Regions from separate parts of the Homo sapiens genome. Here region 2 is linked to region 1. Evidence: chromatin contacts called from ENCODE Hi-C or POLR2A ChIA-PET data. All regions are on one chromosome and are shown on one strand. The core of a region is the stretch at or near the end of the contact, and the rest is flanking DNA. Distances in the headings are between cores, read along the strand shown.

The links. Hi-C counts contacts between places; a loop is a spot of excess contacts on that map. ChIA-PET counts read pairs that join two places held with the same protein, here RNA polymerase II (POLR2A). Pooled maps may share reads with other maps.
Region 2: a loop to region 1 is called in a map of IMR-90, with 4 times the contacts of the local background. The contact joins two enhancer-like sites. A Hi-C loop is called at or near these places in 5 of 168 maps with a recorded cell type or tissue (GM12878, IMR-90, K562 and 1 more), 17 of 37 single-sample maps with no recorded cell type and 14 of 50 pooled maps. POLR2A ChIA-PET finds 5 or more read pairs at or near these places in 3 of 52 experiments (AG04450, WTC11 and naive thymus-derived CD8-positive, alpha-beta T cell).

The regions. Positions count from the first base shown.
Region 1 is chr17:27,347,001-27,352,029 of GRCh38, forward strand. The region is part of intron 2 of LINC03146 (long intergenic non-protein coding RNA 3146); the gene reads left to right. It overlaps LOC124903959 (a long non-coding RNA gene), which reads left to right. Exons shown (of 2, transcript XR_007065679.1): 1 at 1-62; 2 at 1,345-1,491. LOC124903958 (a long non-coding RNA gene) reads right to left here. Exons shown (of 2, transcript XR_007065678.1): 2 at 3,366-4,748. It also overlaps the pseudogene SYPL1P2. Among named protein-coding and RNA genes, the nearest start is that of LINC03146, 17 kb to the left of the region's middle. RefSeq lists a silencer at 1,896-2,605. Within about 2 kb of position 2,196, at least 28 of the 41 ENCODE cell types and tissues checked have a DNase peak (open chromatin) inside an H3K27ac peak, as active enhancers do.
Region 2 is chr17:27,537,968-27,542,996 of GRCh38, forward strand. All of the region lies in intron 1 of KSR1 (kinase suppressor of ras 1), which reads left to right. LOC124903960 (a long non-coding RNA gene) reads right to left here. Exons shown (of 2, transcript XR_007065680.1): 2 at 1,832-5,029. Among named protein-coding and RNA genes, the nearest start is that of KSR1, 84 kb to the left of the region's middle. RefSeq lists enhancers at 217-1,058, 2,230-3,029, 4,839-5,029. Within about 2 kb of position 2,929, at least 21 of the 41 ENCODE cell types and tissues checked have a DNase peak (open chromatin) inside an H3K27ac peak, as active enhancers do.

The DNA.
Region 1 (5,029 bases), core at 946-3,445:
AAGTATTTTCAGGCCAGGCACGGTGGCTCATGCTTATAATCCCAGCACTTTGGGAGGCTGAGGTAGGTGGATCACTTGGGCTCAAGAGTTTGAGGCCAGCCTAGGTGAAACACTGTCACAACAAAAAATACAAAAATTAGCCAGGCATGGTGGCGCATGCCTGTGGTCCCAGCTACTTAGGAGGCTGAGGTGGGAGGATTGCTTGAGCCCAGGAGGTTGAGGCTGCAGTGATCCATGATTTCACCACTGCGTTCCAGCCTGGGCGATAGGACCAGACTGTGAGTCAAAAAATAAAAGTATTTTCATCCCTCCTTATTAACAGCGAAATTGTGACCCAAAGACAATACTCATCAAAATCCAACCAGTTTTTAGTGATCTGAGAGTTTGTTTTAAAAAAATAATCCTGGCCAGGCACGGTGGCTCATGCCTGTAATCCCAGCACTTTGGGAGGCTGGGGCAGGCGGATTACCTGAGGTCAGGAGTTTGAGACCAGCCGGGCAGGCCAACATGGCAAAACCCCATCTCTACTAAAAATACAAAAATTAGCTGGGCGTGGTGGTACATGCCTGTAATCCCAGCTACTTGGGAGGCTGAGGCAGGAGAATCGCTTGAACCTGGGAGGCGGAGGTTGCAGTGAGCTGAGATCACGCCATTGCACTCCAGCCTGGGCAACAGAGGGAGACTCTGTCTCAAAAATAGATAAATAAATAAATAAATAAATAAATAAATAAATAAATCCAACTAGTTTTTCTATGGAAATAAACAAGTTTTTAAAAAATTTATATAATAAAGGAATAAAGGGCCAAGACTAGCTAGGACACTATTGAAGAAGAAAGTGAGAAATAAGATGGGAGGGGCTTGTCCTACCATAATAAAGAATTATTATTAGCAAAGACAGACAAAGAGACCATGGGGCTGCACAGAGGACCCAGAGGTGGGCCACATATTGATGGGAACTTGGACTGTGATGGAGGTGGTTTTACTACACATCAGCGGGAAAATAAGACACCAATTTGTACATAATACCAGAACAACTGGCTAACAGATGCAAAATATAAAACTAGATTCCTTCCTCACATCGTACCCAAAGATAGACTCCGGATATATTTTTTAAAACTAAATATAAAAAGCCAAACTTTAAAACTTAAAAAAAATCTGCAAGCAAATACAACCATGAACTTGAAGGGGGTGGGTTTCTTAAATAAGATGAGAAGGACATATTTTATAAAGGAAAATGTTGATGAATTTGACTACCTTGAAATTTTAAACTTCTTTATGATGAAAGGTACCATAAATATGAAAAGGCAAGATATTGGCAATTCAGTACAACTTGTTTGTGTCCAGAATACATCAATAAAAGAAGAACAATTCAAGAGAAACAGGAAATTCACAGAAGAGGAAACCGGAATTGTCATAAACAAATGAAAAATGCTCAACTTCCCTAGTAATTATGAGAATTCAAATCAAAATAAAGACTTCATTTCACACTTATCAGATTGGCAAAAATTAAAAAGCCTAATAACACCATATTGGTAAAGATATGGGGAAATGAGAAGTCATAAGCGGCTGGTGGGAATACAAATTGGTAGAAGCTTAAAATCTTTTATTTGCAATTCCAAAATAGAAAAACTCTGAAAACTAAGTTTGCTCCCCTAAATTTGGTTTAAACTCCTTTATGTATGTATGCATGTATGTATGTATGTATGTATGTATGTATGTATGTATGTATTTTTGAGACGAGTCTCGCTGTGTCACCCAGGCTGGAGTGCAGTGGCGGGATCTCGGCTCACTGCATTCTCTACCTCCCGGGTTCAAGAGATTCTCCTGCCTCAGCCTCCTGGCAACCTCCACCACATCTGGCTAATTTTTGTATTTTTAGTAGAGAAGGGGTTTTGCTATGTTGGCCAGGCTGGTCTCGAACTCCTGACCTCAGGCGATCCACCCGCCTGGGCCTCCCAAAATGCCGGGATGACAGGCGTGAGCCACAGCGCCCGTCCTGGTTTAAACTCACTTTGTGACAAAACCTGATGGCAGCGGCGGGCCGTCCGCCGCGCTGGGGCGCGGGCGGCGGTGGCAGGAGCGGCTGCTGGAGCAGCAGTGGCGGCGGGTACCCTGTGCCCGCGTCCCCGAGGCAACCGACTGCGCCGCCCCCACCCTCGCGCGGCCGGGCGGGACGTGCCTCCAGATCAGGGCCTCCGGACCCTGGCCCCGCGTCGCCGCTCTTGCCCGCTGCTGCCGCCAGGAGGCCGCTGGGAGGAGGCGAAGCTGGGGCCGCATTCGGAAGCCCAGCGCCGTAAGGGAGAGGCGGCGCCTGCCCTACCAAAGGTGCGGAGTTCCTGCGCCTCCGGAGGAGGCTCTGCGCAGGGCCGCCCGGGGCAGCGTCCCTGGGGTCCACCCCTCATCGGGGTGACCGCGGGCCTGACACAACAGACGGCTGGGCCCTGGCCCACGATCCGCTCCCGGAGGCGCCCTGCCCCGGGCCGTGCGGCGAGCCGGGCGAGGGGAACTCCAGGCTGCCCCTGAGCGCCGGGGCCACGGGGCTAGGCTCGTGGAGAGGACGCCCCTGCCCCAGACCCGGCCCCGGCCCAGCGAGGACCAGGCGCCCCCGCCCCAGGCCGCGAGGGGTGCGGCTCGGGCATCACGCTTCACGTAGCAGGCGGGAGCCGGGAGCGGCAGCAGCCGCCCAAGTCCGGGCTGTGGACTCGGGCCCCTCTGCACTTTTGGGGGCCCAGGAAGGTGCTCGCCTTGTCCTTGCAGGCTTGGAGGTGCCTGTTCCCATTGCTTGGCCTCTGCTAGCTCCCGGCCCCCGCACGGATCTCGAAGTGGGGTTGGGGCCTAGCCCGAGGGCTGTCACACCCCCGCCTGGTGTGCGCATGCTAGGGGCAGTGCTGACACGCTCCACTGGTTTCAGATCAACTTTGGAGAATTTGGCGATAGCTAGTTAAAGCCGAAGATGTGCATGCACTGTGATCTAGCAACCATATGCCTCGCAAAACAGGCCGGGCGCGGTGACTCATGCCTGTAATCCCAGCAATTTGGGAGGCTGAGGCGGGTGGATCACTTGAGCCCAGGAGTTTTGAAACCATCCTCCTGGTCAACATGGCAAGACCCCTGTCTACAAAAAATTTAAAATTTAGCTGGGTGTGGTGGCATGCGCCTGTAGTCTCAGCTACTTGGGAGGCTGAGGTGGGAGGATTGCTTGAACCTAGGAAGTTGAGGCTTCAGTGAGCTGTGATTGTGCCAATGCACTCCAGCCTGGGTGGCAGAGCAATACCCTGTCTCAAAAGGAAAAAACACCCACACATCGATACAAGAATTTTCACTGCAGTGCTGTGTGTAATAACGAAAATGGGAACAACCAACAGTCCATTAGGAAAGGAACAAATAAATAAACAGGTTTATTCAAACAATGGGAAACTATGGAGCATTTAAAATTAACGAATCAGATCTACAATGTAATAACACGGGTAAATCTCAAAAATGAGTGAAAAAGCAAATTTCAAAGAGATTTACACAGTATGATAGTATATATGTACATATATTGTTAATGTATGTGTTATATTTGTGTATGTAATCCCAACACTTTAGGAAGCTGAGGTGCGTGGATCACTTGAGACCAGGAATTCGAGACTAGCCTGGCCAACATGGTGAAACTCCATCTCTACTAAAAATATAAAAATTAGCCAGGCGTGGTGGCTTAGACCTGTAATCTCAGCTAATTTGGAGGCTGAGGCAAGAGGATCGCTTCCTGGGCCCCCATATTTTATATACGTATGAAATATACATATTATCGATATGGTATTGTATACATTGATATATACCTCTGTAGTAAATGTGTATGTATGTATGTGTATATATACATGGTCAAGAAGGATCTACACTAACTTGAGACACTGGTTATCTATACAAGGGAAAATGGGAGGGCTTTAGATTTATCAGTTTTGGGGGTTTTTTTGTTTTGTTTTTTCGAAAAAAGAAATAGAAAGCAAATGTGGCAAAATGTTGACATTTGTTAAACCTGTGTGGGCAAGTACAGAGGTCTATTTAGTATTCTTTGTGCCATATTATATTATATTATATTATATTTTTTGAGACAGAATCTCACTCTGTCACCCAGGCTGGAATGCAGTGGCACAATCTCGGCTCACTGCAGTCTCTGCCTCCAGGGTTCAAGCCATCCTCCTTCCTCAGCCTCCCAAGTAGCTGAGATTACAGGCACCTGCCACCATCCCTGGCTAATTTTTGTATTTTTAGTAGAGACAAGGTTTCACCATGTTGGCCAGGCTGGTCTTGAACTCCTGGCCTCAAGTGATCTGCAAGCCTTGACCCCCTGCTCCCCCAAAGTGCTGGGATTACAGGCATGAGCCGCTGTGCCCAGCCTGGGTTTGTTATTAAAGGCAGTTTGGCTCTCAGTGCACCCCTTTCCCACGTGATGCCTTCTGACATGTTATGACATGAGGCCCTCCCCAGAGGCCAAGCAGATGCAGTCCCTTGACCTAGGACTTCCCAGCCTCTAGAATTGTAAGAAATAAATTCTTTTCTTTATAATTTACCCAGTCTCTGGTGTTCAGTTATAGCAATAGGAAACAGATGAAGACACTGTTTTCCACAGTGGCTGGAACATTTTACATTCCCTCCAACTGCACAAGGGCTTCACTTTCTTCACATTCTTGTCCACACTTGTTATTTTCTGTTTTTGTTTTACAGTAGCCATTCTGATGGGTGTGAGGTGATATCTCATTGTGTGGCTTAAAAAAAAAAACATTACTTTTATTGGAAACAAATAATGTGCCTCAAGATGTTGGCAACAAGTCATGATATAGACATATATTTCATACAGTGTGTTTCTCCCTTTAATTACATTCCAGCAGGAGGTGGAATACCTCCTTGGCTATGAGGAGCATAAGTATTTGATGGGTTGTGTAAGTTGGTCTCCTCATACTTGTACACACGCCAAGCATTTCCCCTCCAAAGTATCATATTCAGAAAGACAAAGATCACAGATACATTTAGGAATCCCATGCTGGTC
Region 2 (5,029 bases), core at 1,679-4,178, 190 kb after region 1:
AAGCACAAACAAACAGACAAAAAGATTGTTAAGTTGGACTTCATAAAAATTAGCTGCTCTTCGAGATTTAAGGACTTTTGGAAGAATGCTTTTGGATGGCATGTGGCTCAAAGAAGAATGAGGGATACCTTCTTTTTGCTGTTGTAGGTTTTCTGGAAGCCAGCAGGAAGCCTCAGCCTTAGAAACATTAGCGGTAGAAGGAGGTTTGGAATACTGCGGACTTAATAGAACTACTTTTGGTTGCAAGTAACAGAAAATGTGACTGGAATAGGCCATTATGTTTCTCCTACAATGAGTCTGGAGTTAGGTGGCACACGTGTGCTGGTTTTGCAGCTGAACAGGGATACTGTCTCTGGTTTTCCAGGCAGCTCTTGCCATCCTTGTGGTTGCGAGATGGCCACTGCAGCTTGTCTGTTTTCAAAATGGGCAGGAGGTGTTGGGCAGCCCCAAGATCTGTCCCATGCTTTCCCAGCAGGTCCCCTAGCAAGCAAGTCCTCATGCCTCATTAGCCAAAACTGTCACAGGTAACCAGCTTCAAGGGAAGCTGAAAGTGGGGACTGAATCATCATGATGGCTGTGCAGGGACCCCATTCCGGATCAATTATGTCACACTCGCTGAAGCCAAGGCTCGTGGGTTGTGATGTGAAGACTGGGCTGCGAGCCACTGACTGAGACCAGTTCATCACTGGGCACAGTGCTACCCTGAACAAAACTGGGTCCTGTGGGCAAGGGAGAAGCTGGGAGCTGATATTAGGTGGAGATGAGCAGTCTGAGCATGGTGCTCCACAGGGTGTGGCGGTTCGGGCGCCCCTCATCCTTCTGGGGGAGTTCACAATGCATTCATTGATCCCTGGTGTCTGGGGCACTCATCTGTCATTGCCCCTTGCCCCTGTCCAGCCCTTTGTCCTTTTCTGTGATGGCCTGAGTTGCTAAGCCAACAGTCACATCCCTGGAAAGAAAGCCCTCTATCTTTCCAGCATTGGGCACAGTCTCCTTCTCATAGTTGGTGCATATAGGTCAGAGTTTAAGGTGCCTTGCCTTCCCCATCCCTCCCTTCCAGAGTCTCCCTAGGGAACAGGCCTTAAGGATAGGTAAGGGGTTTGGCCCATTGGCAGAAATCTACTTTTGCCATTAGGTGCAGCCTCTGCCTTTTTCACTAGGCCCCTGCTTGGTAATTCACACCCAGGTGCCTTTCAGTTGGCAATGTCAGGAATACTCCAGGATTACCTGTTGTGATTGAGGGGTTGAGCTGAGGGGGTAAACTAGTTCGTGGCTGTGCCCTGTGGGCCTGGTGACCTTCAGACAAACACATGGAGTGTGTGTTTGAACTGGGACACAGGCCGTGTTGATGAAGTATCTGGTCTGTGAGCAACACCACACCTGTGGCTCCTGACACCTGGGCCAGCACTTCCCTCAGCCTCCCAGCAGAAGCACCGAGCAGCAGGGCTGCTGTGTCATGGACGCTTAGACCTGCTGTCTGTTGCTTTGCCTTTCCTAGCCCTCGGTCAGGTGTCTGTGCGGACACATCTGTTCCCCCAACTTGTGTGGGTTCCTGAAAATTATGGACCCCTGCCGCTTACGACCGTTGTCCTTGGAGTCCAACGGTGCCGGGCATTGGGAAGAGGTTTGGTTGTTGAATGACTGGATGATGGTCAGAAGTCCTTTGTTGCCGTTATTCAATTGCTTCAGGCACAGGGGAGTTAGGGGGTAAAGTGGGTGTCTTTCTTTCTCATGATTTAGTCCTGTTGGTCCCCACAGCCCCTAAGGACTGCTGGTACTAACAACACATGAGATATTGGGGGGTTACATCAATTGAGGCAGGAAGGAAAACTTGAAAGGCAGATCAAGACAGATCATTTACTGACTTTTCAAATAATTGCTTTCTGAAGAGCAGTGTTTTGACTCACCTTGGCTTTGCAGGTGGGAGCTGTATTAGGCTGTTAGGTCAGGGAAATGCCTTCCTCTTTGGTTCTGCTGCATCTCACAACCTCCGTGGCACATAAAATGGCCTAGCAGTTGTTGCTGAGAAAACTCGGGCCCTTGGCCATTCACTCTGGCCCAGCTCAAGCTTTGCATTTCCCAGGAAGCATCATGGGTGCTTTTAAACCATAGTTGACCTCATAGTCTTCTTTCCCTGACTGCTCATGCTTAGTACTGGAGCAGTGGGAACAGGTGATTTATGTGATTTATCTAAGGTGGGTGCTTAGTTGCACAGAGGAGCTAACTCATCAGTGCTTCCATACAGGGTCTCCTGCACCCACTGCTGCACCAGCCAAAGGCAGTCAGTCATACTCTTAGACAAGTGAGCTCGTTTTGTCTCAGCCTGGGGTTGAATCTCCCATCTACAGTCTGTTGTCAGGTCCTCAGACTTTGCATTCCCAGTGGAGCATAGGGAAGGGTAGGAGGCCCTGAGCTCCCAGCTGTGGCCGTTCTCACCCCTGGCCTCCTTGGGAATATCTCCACTTGTGGTCTGGGTTAGACTTGTTTGTTTGTGTTTGAAGTTCCCCGACTCTGAGTTTGACGTCAAGGCAGGATTGCTAGTGGGAGGCTTGGCGGGGAGGTTGTCTCTACACAAATGTAAAAGCCTGGCAGCTTCCCCAGGAGAGTGCGGGTATGGGCCGGGCCGGGAGAGGGCTGGCTGTTGCGAAATGCCCAGCTCAAGGATTGAGGTCACTTGTACTTTCTCCTCTCCTTGCCCCACTTTCCCTGTGTGCCTCTCCTGCTCTGTCCCATGCCCATGAATGTCAGCCCCCGTGGGCGCCCTTGAGGGCTGGGCAGTGCTGGGAGCCAAGGGGCTGCCTCTGGTCCCCTCGGAGCTGGGTGCTATGGTCGCTGCGTGCCTGTGCGTGGAACTGTCAGCTGCATCACAACCTCCAGAGGCCTCCTTACATTCTCAGAAATCATTTTGCAACAAGTTGGCCATGGCAGCCAGGCTAGACTGCTTAGCTGGCTGGGTTGGTGGGAAGTCCCCAGAAATGCACTCCAGCTTTGGGAAGGAAGTGGAAGATGTAAGGGGAGCTTCCCCGAGGCATGGACAGAATGGGTCAATAGTGGAGGAGGAGCAGCAGCTTCAGGGACCACTGGAATGAAGGCTGGAGTAAGTTGCCAGGGCTTTGGTGGCATCCTGAAGTTCGGGATGGTATAGTCAGGGACTTGGCAGGAGCAAAGACTGCTGTGGGCACCACGTAAGAGTCTGGTGCTGCCTACTGAGGAGAAAGGAGTCAGGGTCTTGTGGGTGCTGGTGAGCTGGAAGCTGGTCCACAACTGCACCTGCCACAGGAGGACTAAATAAAACAAGAGGCAAGTGATGGACGAATGGAGTGGCTGTCCAGTTACTTCGTGTCACTCTGTAAAGCATACTAGGATCTTCTTAAAAGGGATGGCCTCAGGTTATAGGCAGCATGATGGCTAGTTTTAATGAATTTAATGCTGGCTTAGAGCCAGGGGTGGGGTACAGCCCAGAGGGTAGGTTATTGCAAGTCAGGACCAGAGGTGGTGGCCCAGTTGGGTGGCTGGATACATTTAGAGGGTGTGGGCAAGCCTGTGGCTCTTATTCACAGGATTCACTGCCTGGAACAGTCTAGGCGTGGCTGGATTTTGGGCTTTGGATCGCAAAAGAGGTAGACCCTGCCCACTGCCATCCTGCTTGTACCAGTCAAGACAGCTTAGGGTGTGGGTTGCAGGAGTCATTATTTTGAGAGGTGCATAGAGAGCATTAGATTGAGGTTGGAATCCCTTCTTTAACCACAGGATTCAAGAAAGTTACAAAGGCTGGTGCCTTGGTTTCTTCATTGTAAGATGGGAATGATGAAGTACACCTTTAAGTCTTGTGGGTTTCACATGAGAGGTTTCATGATTTGTGAGTGACGGCAAAGGATGAGCAGTGACTTGTCATTTGGCTGAGGCTGGACTCGATGGCAGGCATGCAGGTGAGCATCCCTGAGCCAGTGAGTGAGCCCAGTGTGCTGTCCAGCACCCACATCCCGATGTAGCTTTGTTTTTCTTTACTCAATGTTGAATACACAGTACATCCCATCAGAAGTCTGGAAGGGTCTGTAGTATTTTCAGTTACACATGATTGTATTTTGTGGAGGGAATGATGTGCTTTAGGGACATTGCCAGCTTTGGGTTTGTGTGTGAAGATTGGGACATCAGTCACCCTTGTGCTATCAGGGATCTACTCTAATTCCTAGCCTCTGAAATTTTCACTGACAATCCAGGTAGAGGAAGTGATATGGTACCATACATAAGGAAAAGATTGTTAACACTACTAGGTTGACAAATGAGTATTGACATGATTCTGTAACTGAGGGAGCCTGCTACTATACATGGGAAACTGGTGTCCATGTTAGCCTGTGCCTTGGATTCATTTACTCATTTATATGTTAACATCTGTGACATCTGTCACAACAGATTTAACCCCCTGCCCTGCTTCTGAGACATGAAGATCTGGGCCACTGAGAGGGTCCTGTGGCAGCCAACGACCAAAGTCAGGGTTAGGGTGACAACCTATAATAGGCCTTGGCATCTGGCTGCTAACATAGCCAAGATCATGGGTTTGAGAGTTGCCCACAGAAGAGATCTCCCCATCTCAGGCCCTGCAATTTTAGGGTGGAGCTGACTTTGTTTGCAAAGTCAGTCGTCTGGAAAGAGGTGTTTTTTGCAAAGGTGCAAAAAAGCCTGGGTGGGGTATAATCCAAACGGCACCTGCCAAAAGTCTTCATGCTCCTCCTTTTCGAGGTCATTCTGCAGGCTGAGCAGGAGTAACACTAACAGAGTTCTATTTAGTGAGCACTTTATATGTTCTGGACATTGGACTAAACACTTTGCATACATGAGTCTGCAGCAAATTCTCAGCAGTGCTATGGGGCATGTATTATATTTTCTCTGCTTTACAGAGAAGGAGACTAAGATGATATGATCTAGATCCTGCCACACAGCTGATGTGTGATGGTGCGAGGGGTAGAGCCTCCTGGCTGCCAAACCCAAGCTTCTCGCAGAGGAGATGGGACCACTAACTAATGGTAGG